Linked DNA regions of Homo sapiens: all the other regions are linked to region 5. Evidence: chromatin loops called from intact Hi-C (ENCODE). Cell type or tissue: endothelial cell of umbilical vein. All regions are shown on one strand. Region 1 overlaps PLA2G4A (phospholipase A2 group IVA). Region 2 has its middle 22 kb from the start of PDC. Region 3 has its middle 16 kb from the start of PDC. Region 4 has its middle 75 kb from the start of PTGS2. Region 5 overlaps ODR4 (odr-4 GPCR localization factor homolog).

Region 1 (4,000 bases), 570 kb before region 5:
TAGCAAAATATTTCATGAAAAGTAAAGTGGCATATTTTGGGTGGTGTCATTCATAACACTTATTTTTTTATTTTTAATTGAAAAGAGGTATTGGTGTATTTATACGGTATGGAAGTCATTTGACATAGTCAATGGCCATAGGAGATACTTACATCAATGTTGTTCAGAGTATTGAAGTGCATAAGATCATGTAGTCTTTTGAATGCTTGATTTGGATATTGAAAATTGAAGGTTGAAAATGGTGATTCTGGGTCATCAAAAATATCAAAGTCAGCGATTTCTTTCTCTTCCTCAGTTTCCCTTGGAACACCTAAATACCAGAAGAGTCACAAAGGGTGTTATTTTGAAAACTACAAAATATCTCTAAAACCCAAGGAATAAAACATACAGACATAAAGACAGCAGTGGGAGTCCCCACAGAGCCAGGTACTCTGTAGCATCTCTGACTTTTATCGTGTCTGTGTGTTCTGGCCAGATGACATCCAACTGCCAATATCTGACATCTGTGTGCCGGAGGGCTTTCTATCCTGCCCTGCAACTGTAGAAGCCTGCTTGACCCACTCACAGCAGGCTGGAAATTCTGTTAAATAACACTGTTCCCCAGGCAGTGGTCAACCAAAGACTCTAGGGAGTTAGAATCTAAATACTCCATTCCCCTGCCTTTTGGTGTGCGTGTGGGAAGCATGATTGTGGGACACAGGTCTATTCCATTTTGTAGTCTTTCCCAGCGGATCAAGTTCCCATTGTGGTAGCCGGCTTGCTAATGCAACTTTGTTGTCTGCCTTCCTTCCCTTTACCACTTCCCCATTTCCTTACTAATAAACTAGAGTGTTCCCCAGCTCATCTAAATAAACTATTTGCACTTGAGTCCTTTTCTCAGAATTAGTTTCTGGGAGAACCCAAACTAAAACATTATGTGGCTGTCTTTATGCCATGGAAATCCCCTACACATGCCAACTGCTCAGTGAGCCTCTCCTTGAGAATTCACAGTGATAGAAAATTCACTGGGTTTCATGTGCTCTAGTGTCTGATAACTAAAAATGTCAGATTTCCACCTTCTCCTATGCTGAACTATATGCTTCACAATAATCTTCACTCCTATCAATTCTTTCTTTGTCTTCCTGAGAAATCTAGAAAAACACCATTTTTCTCAGCATATTCCCATTACTCATCCTCCCTATTTTTTGTGTCTTTCCATTTATAAAATGGAAAACACATTTTCTGGTCCTAAAATATGGTTTTTGGAGCCTTAAGCACCCTGCATGTAAATCTTTAGATCTCCTTTGGTTAATCAACATTTTCCAGGATACACAAGAGTCGAGAGACCCCTCTGGATATGGTTAAAAAAATAAAACAAAACAAAAAAGACTATGCCTCAAACTTGATTCTTGTTTTCTGTGAAATACAACATGGCAAACTGAAACTGCTAGCCATTGTGTACTGCTAGATTACGTTAATCTTGTAGTCACGTAAAATTCCCAGAAATTTGCATGATTTTTCTGAAATAAGGGCTTTCTTACAAGGGTGATAGTCAAAATATTTGATTAAAAATCAATCAGAACAAACATAATTCAAAGTATTGAAGTAAAGTCCCAGAGATTTTTGCTAAACTGGTTGTTGACTTTGCAGTTTCTGAACTGTGAGCAAGTCAGGGGATCTTGGGGTAAGAAAGAGGAGAAGTACTTGAGGTCTCAGAATAGTATCTATTTATCAAGGTAAGGGAAGCATTCAATAGTGTAATAGCTGGTACAGCAGTGACAGAGTGAAACAGTTTAATGTCAGTTTCGTCCCCTACTTAATTTCTATTTTATGGAATACAGCTTACTCCCTACTTACCTGGAGCCCTGTACTTTCTGAAGTTGATGTTGGCCAGAACAAAGTGGATGATGGTTGGGCAATCTTTCTCCATATCAGGATTCTTGGGTTTAAAGACATAGCACTCCTTCAGCCCTTCCCGATCAAACACATAAGGATCAATCTTTGGAAAGGGGAGCTTGTTCATTTTAGCCCACTTTTCTGCAAGTAGAAGTTCCTATGGGAAAGATGGAAAGATGAATTTGGAAATTTTCAGTTTTCATTGATTCAGTTGGTCTGACCATAATTCAGTGTTCACTAGGTGTCTACTGTGTGCCAGCAATGTACTCCTTGCTAGGATGAATCACGACCCTGTTCTCAGGAAGTTCATTAATTTCAAAGAAATTGAAAACAAACTCACTATTGTTATGTTAATTCTTGGCACAAGGCTAGCTCCACAGCAGGCATTTGAAAAATTATTGATAAACTGAACTGAGCAAAATTATGTTGAAGAAGCTGCTAGAGAAAAAAAATTATGGGTTCAGAGAATTTATAACCATGTGAAAGTTTTTTTAACCCTTAGGAGTAAAAAAGGAATCTGATGATGCAGAGAAGAATCCTGTTACTGGATTTTTACCTGTATCATCTCCACCAAAGTGTTAAAAAGTACCAGCCAAAACTTCATTCATTTTATGTATACAAAAATATTTGAGTTACTCTGAATCAGCTTTTTGTCTTCTTTTTGTGAACAGAAGTTGAACCTTTGGCCTCAGAGCATTGCTATTACATGTAACGGCCAAGAGAGGACTGTACAGATGTACCAAGGGCTTAGTTAATGGTCGTGGCAAATTGTATGATGGTTTCCATGTATTAGCTCCCTTCCTGGTAAGCTGGTTATACATTCCCGCCAGAATGAGAAGAGAAATAGAACAGAGCCTCCACGGGTGATTTATGACTGCTGGCATGTAAGTGGCCAAGAAATACGTGTTCGCAGTCAGCTACGGAGATTCGAGGTTGGTTTGTCTCTGCACCAAAGCAGGCTAACTCACTGGGGTAAGCACCCCCAAAATTAAATTTAAACTGGAGAACATAAATCAATATGGAGAGATGCAGTGAAGAGACCTCATTTCCATTATGTGCATCTTCAGGGAGAGCAGAATAAATAAGAAGCAGAATATCATAGTGGGAGAAGCACAGATTCTGGGACCAGATGCCTGAGTCCAAATGCAAGCTCCATGGCCTTGGACATGTTTCTTAAGTCAATGTTTCCATCTCAGATTTAAAATGTGGATGATATAAATAATACCTATCTCATAGGGTTGCTATTAGAATTAAATAAATTAATACTTTACAGTGCTTAAAACAGTGCTTACTACATATTAAGTGCTATGCAAATGTTTAATAAATAAATGCCAGTAAAGAGAAGAAAAGAGATGGAAGGAAAAAAGTAAGGAAAACAAAAGAGGATAAAGAAAGGGAAGAGAGATAAGAACATTAGAGAGGAAAATTCCTGGAAAGGGGAAGTTTTGGGGATACTGTCACTAGAATCTTAAGTTCTTTTTAACTACTCTTGTCATCTCGTTGATCCATTCCACAGCAATCAATAGTGGTCGACTAGGTTCCATGTTAGAAGTGGGGACATAACAGTGAGTAAAACATTCATGGTTTTTGTTGTTATGGGATTTATAGCCTGTTGGGCGAGAGATAGCAATCAAATAACCCTTTGTGCTTAAAACTGTGATAAATGCCAGGAAAAAATACAAGGTGAGACTTTGCAGTACACCTGGACAATTTCCTCAGAGTATTTGTTAATTCAGCCAACAATTATCAGTGAGTTATGTTCTAAGCATAAGAGATAGGCTGTCCTTGAAGATTTGGAGTTTATAAATCAACAGAAAAGATAAATAGATATTATAGAAAAGTATGATAAAGGCAGGAAGGTGCTGCACGATTGTGGGCCTGGGTTGTGCAGCGTGAAAGGCCCAGCTCTAAGACAGACACCCTAAAACTTGCTAGCTGGATGACCTGAGACAAACTAATTAGACACCACAGCTCAACAAGAAACAAATTATTTTTGGTGGCTGCAGTGTACAGTGATACTCCCCTACAGGCAACGCAGAGATAATGAGGAACGAACAAACACAGACTAGATTATTCACTATCCCTGACATAGCAGGCTCCCAATCCCATCTCATCTCTATTTCAT
Region 2 (4,000 bases), 78 kb before region 5:
TTTGGGGGCAACAGAGGAAACTTACATTGTAGGAATGAAAATGACTTAAAATTATATAGTAGGCATCATTGTAAAATTATATAGCAGGCAACCCTGTTCTTAGAAGTCCTTCAGCAATCTTGTTTGATCTTTTGCACTTTTTAAAACTCTCCCATAGATTCCACTCATTCTCTTAGCTCCAGCATCAACATGGAATTCTTAGCCATGAACTCCAGCCTGTCTCACCTAAGTATTCTTCTTCCTCCAACTTCTCTCCAAATCCTAATCAATATTGAAGGGCATATTTAAATCCTACTTTGAATTATACCTCCTAATCATTCTACCTTGCCTTTCCTTCTTCCTCCTCTAAACTGTATCCCGTTCACTTTGGCACTTGATAGTTTCACCTTCCTGGGTGCAGGTCTTCTAGCTCCAGAAAGTTTAAGCTCTTTTAAGCACTCTAGGTTCTTTCTAACTGCTTTACTGCATATGAATTAAAAGCTGAACAAGGCTGAGTCCAACTTCCAGTTGCAGGTCTGGCATGTGAAAAACCTGAAGTCATCACTCTGTCCTAACAAGTAAAAACCTGAACAAACTGAAAACAGATGATTTTCCTAAACCTGAATTTTCTCCTTTTAAAAATATCTCTTCAGGGTCTTATTTACCATGATATTGCTTTCCTGAATAATAATTAAATTCCTAAGTAGGAAAGAATCATCAACCCATTACCAACTAAAAAGTAAAGGTTCAAGTCTTTAAGAAGAAAAAATTCTTTCATAAAAGCACATGTGAGGCCAGGTGCAGCAGCTCACACCTGTAATCCCAGCATTTTGGGAGGCCGAGGTGGGTGGATCACCTGAGGTCAGGAGTTCAAGACCAGCCTGGCCAACATGGTGAAACACTATCTCTACTAAAAATATAAAAACTAGTTGGGCATGGTGGTGGGCGCCTGTAATCCCAGCTACTTGGGAGGCTGAGGCAGGAGAATTGCTTGAACCCAGGAGATGGGAGTTGCAGTGAGCCGACACGGTGCCACTGCACTCCAGCCTCAGTGACAGAGTGAGACTCCGTCTCAAAAAAACAAACAAACAAACAAACAAAAAGCATATGTGAAATCTCTACTGTAATTTGCACTAAATCTTAAGCTTTCTATTTGTACTTCCCCCTCCTCATCTCTTCAGTAGCTCCTTCAAACATGTTTTTTTCCAGAATATTTGTGACAAAATACCAGAAAATACAGTCTAAGAATCTTACTCAATTCTGTCTTGTGCATTGGTCTCTGATAGTTTCCTAGTTCCACATGGAAGAAGGTGTTTTTCAAAATCTATACTTTAAAAATTCAGTATTTGAATATTCATGTGTCCCTTAACAATGAAGATATGTTCTGGGAAATGTGTCATTAGGCAATTTTGTCACTGTGCCAACATCAAACGGTGGATTTACCACAAACCTAGATGTACATACTGTGCGGGTACTAGCCTACTACACACCTATGCTATATGGTATAGCCTACTGCCTCTAGGCAACAAACCTGTACAGCATATTACCCTACTGAATACTGTAGGCAACTGTAACACAATAGAAAGTAGGTGTGTATCTAAACATATCTAAATATAGAAAAGGTAATGTGTTACACTAAGATGTTATGGTGGCTACAATGCTACTGTGTGATAGGAGTTTTCACCTCCATTACAATCTTAGGGGACTATTGTTATATTTGCAATCCGTTGTTGACTGAACCATCATTATGCAGTGTATGACAATATAATACAAACTATTTATAGTGCACTTATGTGTAGAGTATATTTAAATTGGTCTACCTGCATTATCTCATTTAATCCTTAACAATCCTATGAATGCAAACTATGATTACTCCCATGTAGTTGAGGAAACTAAGGCATAGAAATGTTAACTTGCCCAAAATATCATGGTGAGTGAAGCATAAAAAGCCTAACAACAGTGTTCAAATGCTATGTATTGTTCCATCCACAAAAAACAGGAAAGAGAGTCTCTCACTCTCTGGGTGTGTTTGTGTCTGTGTTCCTTTTAAAACACAATTTTTAAAAGTCATAATTGCAAATTATTTTTCTAATGCAAATCACACATATCCTTTTGATAAGGATATTCAATCACAGAAAATGTTTAAAAGTATTTTTCTCCCTAATATTTCATATTGTATTTTAATCAGTTGAGCAATGTGTATAAAAGGAAAAAAATGACTGCATTTACATGTTACTATGTGATTTCCTTTGGAATCAGTTCTTCTGACTTAAGGTCAAACCAGACAGCTGGCCTGTATGTGATTATGCTGCCCTCACGTGACAGACGTTGTGAACTGCAAGTAGAGTGGGATCCTAGCAAAGACCACCAAGCCCGAAAACTCAGAGGAGCCGAGACTAGCTACTCCCCCAACTGTTCACTGACCATTTTCAAATCAACTTTTACCTGTGACCTCAAAACATCAATGTGATTTTCACATGTCCTTAGCTTACTTCTATTCAATGAGTACAGGTATCTACAATACTGTGTATTTACAGGTCTTACATGCATTTACAATTTAGTAGTAGGCAGTATCAGAAATGTTCTATTTCCTCTGGAACTTAATATGCTAATAGAGAATGGTGGCATATAATAATATTTACAAATAACCAAAAAGGTCTTGAAATTTCTCCAGTGGCATATATAATTTACCTATTTGGTCATACAACCTGACAAGTGCTACCATTTTTAAATCCTTCTAGAAACATGGCATTTAAGACTAAATTTAAAGACCTCTATTAATAATTATGAATGTGGCTGGGCGCGGTGGCTCATGCCTGTAATCCAGCACTCTGGGAGGCCGAGGCAGGCAGATCACCTGAGGTCGGGAGTTTGAGACCAGCCTGACCAACATGGAGAAACCCCGTCTCTACTAAAAACACAAAATTAGCCGGGCATGGTGGCGCAAGCCTGTTATCCCAGCTACTTGGGAGGCTGAGGCAGGAGAATTGCTTGAACCCGAGAGGTGAAGGTTGAGGTGAGCCGAGATCATGCCATTGCACTCCAGCCTGGGCAACAAGAGTGAAACTCCGTATCAAAAAAAAAAAAGAAGAAGAAGATAAATAAAATAAAAATAAAAATAATTATTAATGTGAATACAGCCTGTTTTGGTAAGATAAAATGTGTCATACAACAAAAATCCAGGCGAATCTCTAGTATGGTCCTTCTCTCCTTGATAAACAGTTCTTTGGCTCACAAAAGAAATGGGAATGGCTAAAATTCTCCTTTGACCATAAATTTTTATGATAGTTTCATTGACTATGGAGTTAAAAACTAAAAACAGAGCATCAAAATTCCACCCTAGATGATGTAGGAAATTGCCTAGAATATGTGATCCAAAGCCACCAAAAGACCTCTCAGTGGCTCCAAATGATCTTTCAAACTCGCTTGCCCTAGAGCCTAGGATTCCTGCCATTAATACATTTTTTCCTACTTACAGTATGTCGTCTCTGGTAGTTTGATTTTGAAATATCAAAATACAGCATTATCTGGAGAGATAAGACACTATAAATCACAAGTTCCTTAGCACAGATTAATTAATCAGGATACTTAATGTCAAAAGGAAAGCAGTAAATAAGACCTTGAGGTCAAGCTACAGGTAGTAATTTATGGACAGGAGGATAGAGGTGTGGTCCAAAGGATACAGCACTGCTGAGAAGAGTTCCCAGCCTGGGCAAGAAAAGATCATTTAGCAAGAGAAGCCAAACATGGACAGGGAAAGTGGAAAGAAGTTGAAGATAAACTTGGGCTGCTGAAGAACTGCATGTAAGACTGGCTCTTTAACTGAAACTAAAATATAAAAAATATCCAATAAAGAGGAAACATTTTATCAGACTTTATAGATTAAATAAAGCAAATATCAGAATGACCAAGTTTGTTTTCAAAGGACTTTAACATTTATGACTTTACCACAAAAACTCTCACTTTTTTAAATAAAAAATTCTGCACATAGAAATATCAAATAGTATTAAAATACTAATGC
Region 3 (4,000 bases), 72 kb before region 5:
GGGCTACCCAAATGTACTTCATATCATTATGTTCAGAATCCTCTTTGTTCCCGAACCTCCCTCATGAGGGTTTGATCTCAGTGAATAGTATCACTCAGTGATGCTCAGTGACTAATATCATCATCTTTGACTCCTTCCTCACCCCTCTCCCACCACTGTCATTAATTAATTCATCCCTTTGGCTTCTATCTCTGAAGTGTCTTTTGTATTCATTCATTCCTCTGTTCCATTGCTTTTGCCACTACCCTTGTCCAGGGATTCATCATATTTCAACTAAACTATCTGTACAATGTCTTAACTGTTTTCACTGACTCTTTCACCTTTCCAAATGTACTTTCCACATTCCTGACATAGAAATCTTCTAAACAATAAGGCAGTAAGATTAAAACTCTTTAGCAAGGTAGTTAACAAACTAGGGTATATCTTTTAGTCTTATTTCTAAATTGATGTCTCCACAAATTCTATTCCCTAGTTCCACCACACACTATAATAGTCACCCTTCCCTGAATACTGTACTTCATAGTTCTGGGCTTTTAGTTATATCATTCCCTGCATCTAGAAAATCCTCACTCCCTTCTCTAAATACTAGCATGCATTTATTTTTAAAAATCCAGTTCAGGTACTATTTTCTCCACCTCTTTTCATTCAAGCTGCACCCCAAACTAAAAATTCATCACTGCTTCCTACACTCTTACAAAGCCCTGTTTATATCCCTAAAAGAGGACCCTTCTCACACATGCATATTGTTTTCTTACTAAATTGTAAGTCCAAACACTGTAAGCATGTCATTTTTAGCTTGGTATCCCCTATGATTTTTGGGTGTGTGTGTGTGTGTATGTGTGTTTTATCCATAAGTAGCTCATTGCATGTTCACTAAAAATAACGACTACCCTTAAATGAGTGCTTATTAAATATCAGACTCTATCTCCCACCTTTTACACTATGTTAATTGAGTCATTTAATCCCCAAAATAAATCTATGAAGTAGCTAAATTTTACATGTAAAGTAGCAAATGCCCTACGAAGTTAAGCAACTTACCCAAGGCCAACACTAGTCTGGTGTCAGGACAGGAATCAAGGTCTTTCATAATTAATACCTTCTGCCCTCAACCAATTCATTACGTAGCCTTAAACGTCTATCTCTGGGTAGTCAAATACAAAAAAACTATAGTGGATTAAAAGGCTATATATGAACACTGACTGAAAACATAGAGAAGCTTTACTCTAGAGCATTGGTGCCTAAAGGTATTATGGCTAGAATTCATAAATGTAAACTCTGTTTAAAGAATACTATTTCCTACCTCATAAGACTATTTTGGAGAATAAGTGAAATGCAGCATGTAAAAGGCCTAGCACAGTACCTGAAACACAGTAGGAGCTGAAATATTAGGTTGGTGCAAAAGTAATTGCAGTTTTTGACATTAAAAGTAACATGTTCATATTATTTTCTCAGTTGTGAATAGTATAGAAATTATACCCAGACTTATTTCCTATATCACAAAATCCCAGGGCAAGGAGATGTGCTTTCAATGCATAGTGGCCTGAGTGTCAGACAAAAGGAAGTGTTGTTTTAAATTTACACATAAATTTAATAAATTTATAAAACATTTCAGCATATCTGATATAGATAGAAAAAATGAATGGATTAATAACTGTTTGGACGAAGTTATGAATGATGGCCTTTTAGATCAAGACTTCTTAGCTTTTAAGGCCGATGGCAGGAAAAAACATCATATCCCACAATACATTCCTCTCCTTCTCTGCTGGAAATAGAGCACTGGACTATGTGACACCTGGACCATGAAATTGATCCAATAGCAATAATCATTCCTTGAGCAATGTGCTAGACACTGGGCAATGCTGTTCATATGTTTCAACACATTTACTTCTCACAAATCACCTATTAGGTTGGCGCTGTTATTGTTGTTATTATTATTATTTCTCAAATGAGGAAACCAGGGTGTGGAGGTTAGGTAATTTGCTCCAAATTGTACTGCTGTGAGTAGCATAGCCAGGATTCAAGTACACATCTGTCTGACTCTGGAGTCTGACCTCTTTACCACTCAGGCTGTTTTTGCTCAGTCTGTAATCTACTGTTGTTTTGGAATTTTCTTTTACAAAGGGACATTTTTTGTGATTCATTACATTATAAATACTAGCTTCTTTTAAAAAATTTCATTCAAGCAAAACACTCATTGTCTAGGCAATCCAACTTCTTTTAATTTAACTAAAACAGCAGACATAGACAAATTACAATTTATGTAGTCTGAATTTCACTACCATAAAACCAGAAGGCACAGTGTACATTTATCAATCCACAGTCTTTTCCTAGAATTGTCTGAAAACCAACAATGACATCATTGGGGGGTAGACTAACTTCATACCATATGACTGTATGGTGATGTGTTCTGCGTATGTTATTATCTTGTTTTTTAATAAAGGTCATACGGGTAACACAATAAATATTTTAAAACTTCAGCTTTTCCCAAGTCAGCCACATCGTCCAGTCTTTACATCTACATATTTGCACTGTCATTTCCTGGGGAATTCTCTTTGTCTAATTTGACACCACTGTCTCCTATATAGTCGGGTCCTTACTTTAAAAAAAAAAGTCCCTGTAAATAATTGTTCACTTGATAATTTCATCCTCTATAGGATAATTTAAGTTTTAAATATTTATGTTGGATCTGTGCAATGAAATAAAAATGTGTACAATGAAAGCAAGTACTTAGGCTTTACCATAACTAGCTGTGACATCCCTTTCCTCCACCACATAAAGAAGCAGAAATATGAACACAGAATTCAGAGGTTTAATTTAACATGATTGTGGTTTGGGGGCTCCAGCACCTGATGATAGTAATTATAGGCATCTCTTGCCAAATTTAGTATTTTTGAAGTTGAGTCAAAGTTTTTATTTAAACCTAAATTTCAACTATTCATAAAGTTATTTTTATTATTTAGTCAGACACCTCAAATGCTGTTTCTCAGTGATTATCTTGAAACTCCAGAGATACCCATTAAAAAATGCTTTTCTCCTTACATGCTTTGAACTGTTAGGTTTTTGTGTCACTACTCTTTCATCTTTTTTAGCTTTGTATTTCTGATTTTTTGGCCAGTCCTAGCATAATTAAAGTCTAAAGCTATTCTAAAAGAGAATTAAGATCCTCAGCAAATCACTCTACAAGGTATTTTTACATATTCTGTCCTAAAATATTTTATTTGGATGAAATATTTAACATTTAAATTGAAAAGTTGCAAAATGACAAACCTGTTCAGAAGAGTGTATGTGGAAGAGAAAAAAATAGGATATGTTGAACTCTAAGTGTATAAATAGGAGTTCCCCACTAATTTTTTTTAACCAGCTGAAGAAATACAAACTTAACCAACCATCAAAATCTGTGTGTGTCAATTTACACTAAGTCCTCACTTAACATCATTGATAGGTTTTCGGAAACTGGGACTTAAAGCAAAACAAAACAATGTATAACAAAACTGATTTTACCATAGGCTAATTGATATAAACATGAGTTATATGGCATATTTCTGGTCACAAAAACATCACCAACCTCTAAAAAAAGACCAAAATACTTCCCATATTAAATATTTAAATAAGTGTGAGGTATATATGCATTTAAGAAGATTAATAAAAACAAGATAATTATTTACCTAATTATTCCTGTTCAGGGTGGCTGCTGGCTGGAGCCTCTCCCAGCAGTTCAGGGCACAAGGCGGGAACCATCCCTGGACAGGACACTATCCCATGGCAGGGCACACTTACACACACACACACTCAGACTGGGACCTTGTAGACAGGTTAATTCACTTAACTTGCACATCTTTGTGATGTGGAAGGAAACAGGAGTAATTGGAGAAAACCCACGCAGATGGAGAACATGCAAGCTCCACACAGACAGTGACCCTGGCTGGGGATTATTACTTTTTTATCTCATCAATATTGTTACGAAATGACATTGAATGGAATGAAGTTATTTGAGGTCCTG
Region 4 (4,000 bases), 200 kb before region 5:
ATCTCCACATATCACACAAGGTGAAAAGTCTTCTCAACTCTAACCTTACCCAATATCTTTCTTTTCTTTTTTTTTTTTAATTTGTGGTTAAAAAATAGACATATAATTTTGTATCTTAACCATTTTAAAGTGTACATTTCAATAGTGTTAAGGGTATTCATGTTGTGAAACACATCTCAATAACTTTTGTTTTTATCTTGGTTTCCTTATATTTGTTCTTTCGACAAATATTATTGAGCAGTTAGAATATACAGGCGCTGTTCAAGCACTGAGGATAAAGCATTAAACAACTCAGAATGAGATATAAGATTAGACCTGTTTATTTCACAAATCTGTTTTTTGAGGTTAAATTGAAACAATGCATGTAAAATTTATGAAGTATATCAGTAGTTCTCAAAATTTGGTCTAAGGGCTTTTTTACACTCTTAAAAATTATTGAATACATTTTAAAATGCTTTTGCTTATGTGGGATGCACTCACACAAACTTGTGTATATATATTTACTATACTAGAAATTAAAATGAAATATTTAAAATATATTTTCTAATTCATTTAAAATAAAAATAATACATTTATTGCATGTTTGTATAAATAACATATTTTTAAAATACTATATTTTATTAAAAGCATTTACCTAAACAAAAAATGTTTAGTAAGGCTGGATGTGGTGGTTCATGCCTATAATCCCAGCACTTTGGGAGGTCAAGGTGGGAGGATTGCTTGAGGCCAGAAGTGCTAGGCTAGACCATAGTAAGGAAAGAGAAAAAGAAAAGAAAGAGGGAAAGAGAGAGGGAGGGAGGAAGGAAGGAAGGAAGGAGAGAAAAAGAGAGAGAAAGAAAAAGAAAGAAAGAAAGTAAGCTTAGTGAGAGGAGAGGCATTGTGATGCATTTTGTAAATCTCATTAATGTCTGGCTTAATAAATGACAGTTGTATTCTCAAGAGTGATGTCGTCAAAATGGGAGAATAGAAATAATCTAGCTTCAGTGTTCCCCACAGAAAACCAAAAACAACTATCCAGTACCTAGATTATCATCACCAGTAACCAAGAACTGGGCCTTTTGATGATTTTTGAGACCACAGAAAAGTGAAAAACTACAAGCAGAAAGTAAGAGAAATGAACTTCAGTTTCTTTGATATGCCTCCCCTACCTAAGTTGCCAGGCACTACATGGAAAAGTCCCCCTAGACTTAGGGTTTCACCAATGGAAAAAGTGAGATCAAGGCAGGCAAGACAGCAGGCTTCCCCACCATCTTGGGTTTCTTAGCAGGACTGCCATTTCTGCCTCAACTCAAGAAGCATCACAAGTGCCTGTAGAGAGAAATATCCTAAAGGCGGCTAGACTGAAAAAAAAAAAAAAAGAGAGAGAGAGAGAGAGAGTGGAGAAGGGATAGCAATCCCAGGGTGCAAAATGTAGGGCTGCTCTTCAGCTCAGCAAAAAGAGACACCAAACCAGAAGAGCAGTTCAGCAGCACCGGGCTCTAGGAGGCATTCTTCATGGGTCCTCAGGACACAAAACTCTACCCAGCCTCCACACACAACCAAGGAATCTCCTTTGGGACTCCTCCTGCCACACAGCCCCCCATCTGACACAGGCAGTTCTCCAAACTTTTTTGAGAGCTGTGGCAAACTTGGACTTAGGGCACCATCTAGTGCCAAAAAGGAGGCAGCAGTCCGGGGCTAAGGGAACTCAACATGCAAACCACACAGAACCTCTAAACATGCATAGCCTAGAAAGACCAAAGCAATCCAGACAGTGAAGACTGGAATCAATAGCTAAACCTTTAGTGCAAAGACAGAAATGTAAATCCGTAAGAAACAACAGCAAACAGGAAACCATGACCTCCCCAAATGGACAAAGCAAAGATCCGGTGATAGGCAATGGAGCAATGGTGTGGGCTCTCAAATCAGGAATTCAATATGGTAATTTTGAGGAAACTCCGTGAACTCCAAGATAACAGAGAAAAACAATTCAGAAATTTATCATAGAAATTTAACAAAGAGATTAGAATAATTTTTAATAAGAACAGAAATCCTAGAACTCAGAAATACTTTGGCTGAACTGAAAAATTCATTGGAAGGTCTCAGCAGCAGAATTTATCAAGTGGAAGAAAGGTTCAGTGAGCTTGAAGATAGGGTATTTAAAAACACACAGGGAAGAAAAAAGAAAAAATAATTTTTAAAAAATGAAATATGCCTACGAGGTCTAGAAAACAGCTTCAAAAGAGCAAACCTAAGGGTCATTGGCATTTAAGAGGGAATTGAGAAGGAGGCAAAAGGTAGAAAGCTTATTCAAAGAGATAATACAGTAACACTTTCCAAACCTAGAGAAAAATATAAATATGCAAGTACAGAAAAGTCAAGGATTGTCAAGGATTATAAAGGATTATAAAATAGATTCAACCCAAATAAGACTACACCAAGGCATATAATAAACAAACACTCAAAGGTCAAGGTCAAAGAGAGAATTCTAAAATCAGCAATAAAAAAGAAGCAACATCATATGAAAAAGCTCAAGTTCATTGGGCAACAGACTTCTCAGCAGAAATCATACCCAGGAAGGAGTGAGATAATATATTCAAAGTGCTTAATGAAGAAAACTGCCAAATGATAATACTGTATCTAGCAAGCTAGCCTTCAAACATGAAAAATAGATAAAGACTTTCTGAGATAAATAATAGTTGAGGATATGACTTACCACCAGACCAGTCTTACAAGAAATACTGAAGGGAGTTCTTCAGTCTGAAAGGAAGCTAACATGCAACAGGAAAACATCAGAAGATATAAAATTCACTGGTAAAAGTTAGTATAGAGACAAATTCAGAATATTCTAATACTGTAATTGTGGTGTGTTAATCACTCATATCTTTAGTATGAAGACTAACAGACAAAGCTATCAAAACAATAATAACAACAAAATTTTGTTAAGAAAGATGCAGTTATGAAAAGATGTAAACCGAGAGAATAAAAAGCCAAAATATGGGGAGGTGGAGTTAAAGTGCAAAGTTTTTAAGTTTTTCTTTGTGTTTGCTTCTTTTCTTTACTTTATGATCAAAGTGAAGTAGTTATCTGCTGATAAAAAACTTGTTATAACTATAAGATGATTTTATAGGCCTCGTGGTAACCATAAAGCAACAATTTATAATAAATATCCTAAAAATAAAAATAAGCAATTAAAACATACTACCAGAGAAAATCACTTAACCACAAAGGAAAACAGTGAGAGTGGAAGAAGGGAAAAGTTACAAAACAAAGAGAAAACAAGTAACAAAATGGCAGTAGTAAGTCCTTATTATCAATAATAACATTGAATATAAATGCAATAAATTCTCCAATTAAAAGACATAGACTGGTTAAGTGGATTAGGAAACAATACCCAACTATATACTTTCTATGAGAAGCTCACCTCATATATACACACACACATAGACTGGAAGTAAAGGGATGAAAAAAGATTTTCTGTGCAAAAATGGAAGCCAAAAAAGAAAAAAGCAGAGCTACCTATACTTAGATAAAATAGGTTTTAAGGCAAAACCTGTAAAAAAAGACAAAGAAGTTCATTACATAAACAGTAGTAAATATATATGCAACCAATATCAGACCACCCAAATATGTAAAGTAATTATTAATAGATCTAAGGAGAGAAATAGACTATAATACAATAATAGTAGGGGACTTTAACAACCCACTTTCAATGATGAACAGATTATCCAAACAGAAAATCAATGCACATGTACCCTAAAACTTAAAGTGTAATAATAATAAAATAAAATTTAAAAAAAAGAAATTTGAGTTAAACTACACTCTACACCTAATGGACCTAAGTAATATTTTAAGAACATTTTCTCCTTCTGATACAGAATATGCATTCTTCTCAACTGCATGTGGAACATTATTCAGGATAGATCATATGTTAGACCACAAAACAAGTCTCAGTAAATTCAAAAAAGTCAAAATTATATCAAGTATCTTTTCTGGCCACAATGAGATAAAACCAGAAATC
Region 5 (4,000 bases):
TATAATCTCAAGCACACTCTGAATCAAACACCCTATTCCTGAAGGGAGAATTAACTATGCAAAGAATAACTAAGAAATCAGAAAAGGAACTTACATATTTATTTATAGACATGTTTTCATACACTGAACTCACTAGAAACAAAAAGAAAGCAAAAAACCCAAACAGTCTTCCAAAGTATAAAGTCAAATGTGAAAGTGATGGCTAGGGAAAAAAAAATGTGTTACAAAACCTGGATAGTAAAGCAAATCTATGCTCTATAAAAGTCATCTAATTTCTGGAACTGCCCATTTTGGCTTAGTATCCCAATTACATGAAAGGTATATGAAAAAAAAAAGGCAAATAATATGGAGAAAATGTTTAATAAATTAGTGTTTTAAAACCTTCTGTTCTGACATGATGCTTTACCAAGTAAGATAATGAGTTTTGAGAAAACTTTTATATTGAAAGAAATACCTTAAAGCTTTGTAATTTTACCTACTTAATCCTGAACTTGTTTTATTAAGATCTACTTGCTAAGCTTGAAAAATACCTTAGTATCTTAAATTTTGGTACAATTTCCCAGGAAATACTCACTGTATGTCTAGACATGTAGAAATTAAACATGTATTTTAAAATGTCTCAGTTAATATTTCGAAGTGTCAAACAGAACTAGCTTTAAAAAAAATCTAAAGACATGATATTTAAACTAGACATCTCATAGGTAAAATCTTAGCTGTAATCTAACCAGGTTCTTAAATAGCATCATATAATGACCTGTGTTTGTTTCCTCTGCAATTTCCAAATCTTCTATTTGAATTGTGTGATCCAACATCTCCATAAAATGGTCCCTGATTTCTTCAGCTGACTCATCGTCAAATTTATAATCACACAACATTACAGTGGATCCAGGAAGGGGAACAAAGACTCGATAAGGGAGGACGTGGAACTCTTTTTCAGAATCTAAAAGGAAAAGAAATATTATCAATATTTAGATAGGTTTGTCACTGGTATCAGTGATACATATTTTAGAAGTACATACAAAAACTAATAGAAATAAAGCTTAAAAGGTCAATATTTTTTCATTTTCTGGTTGATCTGGCACAAAATTGCTCTTACCAAATTCTGCTTTACCTCAAAACCCCTGGTCTTTGCAAGGAACCTAAATGATACTCCTATGAAAAATAAACTTATCTCCAGGCGCGGTGGCTCATGCCTGTAATCCCAGCACTTTGGGAGGCTGAGGTGGGCAGATCACTTGAGGTCAGGAGTTGGAGACCAACGTGGCCAACATGGTGAAACCCCGTTTCTACTAAAAATACAAAAATTAGTCAGGCGTGGTGGCAGGTGCCTGTAATCCCAGCTACTCAGGAGGCTGAGGCAGGAGGATTTCTTGAACCGGGAGGTGGAGGTTGCGGTGAGCCAAGATCGCACCACTGCACTCCAGCCTGGGCAACAGAGCGAGACTCCATCTCAAAATAAAAATAAAAATAAAATAAACTTATCATTGCCTTCAATGTAAAGCTGTTGATTACACATTCTTATACGACCCACTGTCCTATGAAGAACACTCAAGAGACAATTTTGTCCTTGATGTCAGAAACTATTGTCCTTCTTGTCTGTTTTAGCCTCATAGGCACTGTACATTTTATAGTTGGTTTTTCTCTTCTTCATCCAAGTTTGGAGCCAAATTACTGGCCACCTTACATCTAGTGCACAGGATCTGATAGAATACATTTTTGTATTAATCTCCCCATGAATTTCATCTTACTAGATGTAGCCCCCTTCCTATATATCAAGCATGTTTAGGACATCTAGTCATACATACAGTTTTGTGTACCTATCTCACTACCAACTCCATTTTGCTTTCTTTTTTTACCTTCCCTTTGACTCTTTATTACTAATATTTATTTTCACTTGTTTACTTATGCTTCTTTGTAAAAAGCCTTAAATCATTTTTAGAAAAAAATAAATCTAAATAAATAACAAATATCTCATTCTTCTGTGAATACTTACAAACTGGAATATATTATTTCCCCTAATTTCTAACATAGTCACTGTTGCATGTAAATATATAATTACTTTTTAGTTAAATGCTACGATCCTTATGAACTATCAGAAAGATAGAAATTTTGTGAAAAGAATGACCTCTTTCAGCAACAGATATGATTAAAAAGTTACTAATGTAAAGATCAAGTGGAAAACTAGGGCTTATTTTAATAGTAACCTAGACTTCGTTGTCAAGAAACTAGTGGTAACTTTACATAATTACAAACAGAAGATGACGAACAATGCCTTAAGTGTCACAGGAAATGCAATGGCTTAAACTACGTGTTCCTTCCAGATTCTGTGTATTATCTTGTTTGCACATGAGAACTGGGAGAGAAATTTTACTCTTTGACCAGACTGCCTCCTAGCTGTAGAAGAATATTACTGCAATTTGTACTGTAGCACGAAAATTGTCCACACATTGAAATTAGGACTATATTATTTTATTTTGAGCCACAGTTACTTGAAACAGATTAAGTAAAAACTCAAAAATGACTCTAATGTGCATGTGCAATTGGCATGCAAAATTTTAAAACCATTTCAAACTACATCAATTCTTGGTCTATCTGAAAAATAACAAGCTAAAAAAATCAAACGTTAAATAACTGGTTCCAATAAATTTAAATTACTCATTAAAAAGAAAAAGCACTACAACTTTCAAATTAAGAAGTTAAATTAGCAATTTAGTATCTAAGTAAGACTCGTTTTCTGTTGGTCTGAGGTTTAAATGGGAGGAGAAATCTTTTGGAAAAGACACATCTCAAAAAGCACTCCAAAGCAGAATCCTTTAGGAATATCCTCATGTCATAGTATCTAGTTCAACATTATCTGAATAAAGTCAAAACAAATAAAAAAATTTTAAAATTAAGCCAATATAATAAGAATTGGGTTTCTATTGGTTAAATGTCCTAGCTGGTATCAGAGTAGTACTGAAACTTTTAAGTTATTTATGTATTTTTCATAGAATTTTTTTTTAGAATAGGTGATAGCACAGTTGAAGCTTAAAGGATAAGAGGACATCTGCATAAAGGGATAGGAGAAGTGCCATTCAGAGAGTGGAATCATAGGCACAGACAAACAGGATTACAAATGTTCTGGGAAGACAGTGGAGTGGTACAGAGGATACTGATGTGGGGATGGGCAAAGGTAAGAGGTTTCATAACTGATGACCTCCATTTTCACAATGAGTAGGTCATCTATGAGAATAAGTTGAGCAGGATCAAATGAAGACTTATAACAGTGAAGAAGGCTTAGGCTGTATCTTAAGAGGAATCAAAGAGGAAGATCACAACAAGTGCAAGGATTAATTGGAGTTTTTTTTTTTTTTTAAACTGACAATGAAATACTAAGTTCTTTTATCTGGATAGCCAAAATTAAAAGCCTAGGTTTAGTTTAGAGATCAGATATATAAAGTTATTATGTCCTTAACAGACTTCCTCATGCATGCAAAAATACTCTAATTCAGGTTAATTTTATGGCATACATTCTACATTTTACTATATTACAGCATCTATAAGATCTTACCAGTATATAAGAAAATAAGCAAAGTAAAATGAGGATAAAATCTAAAATCTAACAATTTGGTGTATAAATTCAACATCAGAATTTACATTTATTTATGCTTCAGGGGATGGATAACTCATTCTCCATGATGATTATTTTATATCACATGATTGTAACAAAACATCTCATATACCTCATAAATATATATATATACCTACTATGTATCCACAAAAGTTAAAAATTAAAAAAATTTTTTTAAAGAATTTACATTTATTTATATTATCACACTTACAATGTATTCTTTTATCTTGATACCTAAGATCAACTAATATGTTGTTGGAATAATTATCCTGTTACTAAAGTGTTGAATATATATTTACATCTTATTTCTGTTTGAAATATGCTAAATTTCCCAAAAATTGAAGTTAAGGCATTTTAAAGACAATTAACATAAGTTGTTCTCCTCCATCA

What was found. Peaks named below come from ENCODE experiments on the same cell type or tissue, not always from the same donor. Only the 100,000 strongest peaks of a DNase experiment are listed, where the experiment ranks them.
Region 1: it touches region 5 in a loop (6-fold over the local background); 55 of 110 quality-filtered maps call a loop at or near these places.
Region 2: it touches region 5 in a loop (8-fold over the local background); 10 of 110 quality-filtered maps call a loop at or near these places.
Region 3: it touches region 5 in a loop (6-fold over the local background); 10 of 110 quality-filtered maps call a loop at or near these places.
Region 4: a loop joins it to region 5, with 11 times the contacts of the local background. A loop is called at or near these places in 9 of 110 quality-filtered maps.

Annotation. Positions count from the first base shown.
Region 1 is chr1:186,975,625-186,979,624 of GRCh38, reverse strand. PLA2G4A (phospholipase A2 group IVA) reads right to left here. Exons shown (of 18, transcript NM_024420.3): 16 at 1,837-2,032; 17 at 153-310. Among named protein-coding and RNA genes, the nearest start is that of LINC01036, 120 kb to the left of the region's middle. In endothelial cell of umbilical vein, no CTCF peak of the experiment used is centred here; a DNase peak (open chromatin) is centred at 2,164; H3K27ac peaks cover 3,628 bases.
Region 2 is chr1:186,481,157-186,485,156 of GRCh38, reverse strand. No RefSeq gene overlaps it. Among named protein-coding and RNA genes, the nearest start is that of PDC, 22 kb to the right of the region's middle. In endothelial cell of umbilical vein, a CTCF peak has its summit at 2,292; a DNase peak (open chromatin) is centred at 2,286; H3K27ac peaks cover 333 bases.
Region 3 is chr1:186,474,908-186,478,907 of GRCh38, reverse strand. No RefSeq gene overlaps it. Among named protein-coding and RNA genes, the nearest start is that of PDC, 16 kb to the right of the region's middle. In endothelial cell of umbilical vein, no CTCF peak of the experiment used is centred here; a DNase peak (open chromatin) is centred at 2,357; H3K27ac peaks cover 2,740 bases.
Region 4 is chr1:186,603,585-186,607,584 of GRCh38, reverse strand. No RefSeq gene overlaps it. Among named protein-coding and RNA genes, the nearest start is that of PTGS2, 75 kb to the left of the region's middle. In endothelial cell of umbilical vein, a CTCF peak has its summit at 1,653 (motif pointing left); a DNase peak (open chromatin) is centred at 1,624.
Region 5 is chr1:186,403,023-186,407,022 of GRCh38, reverse strand. It overlaps ODR4 (odr-4 GPCR localization factor homolog), which reads right to left. Exons shown (of 14, transcript NM_017847.6): 12 at 755-940. Among named protein-coding and RNA genes, the nearest start is that of ODR4, 29 kb to the right of the region's middle. In endothelial cell of umbilical vein, a CTCF peak has its summit at 2,361; a DNase peak (open chromatin) is centred at 2,292; H3K27ac peaks cover 2,281 bases.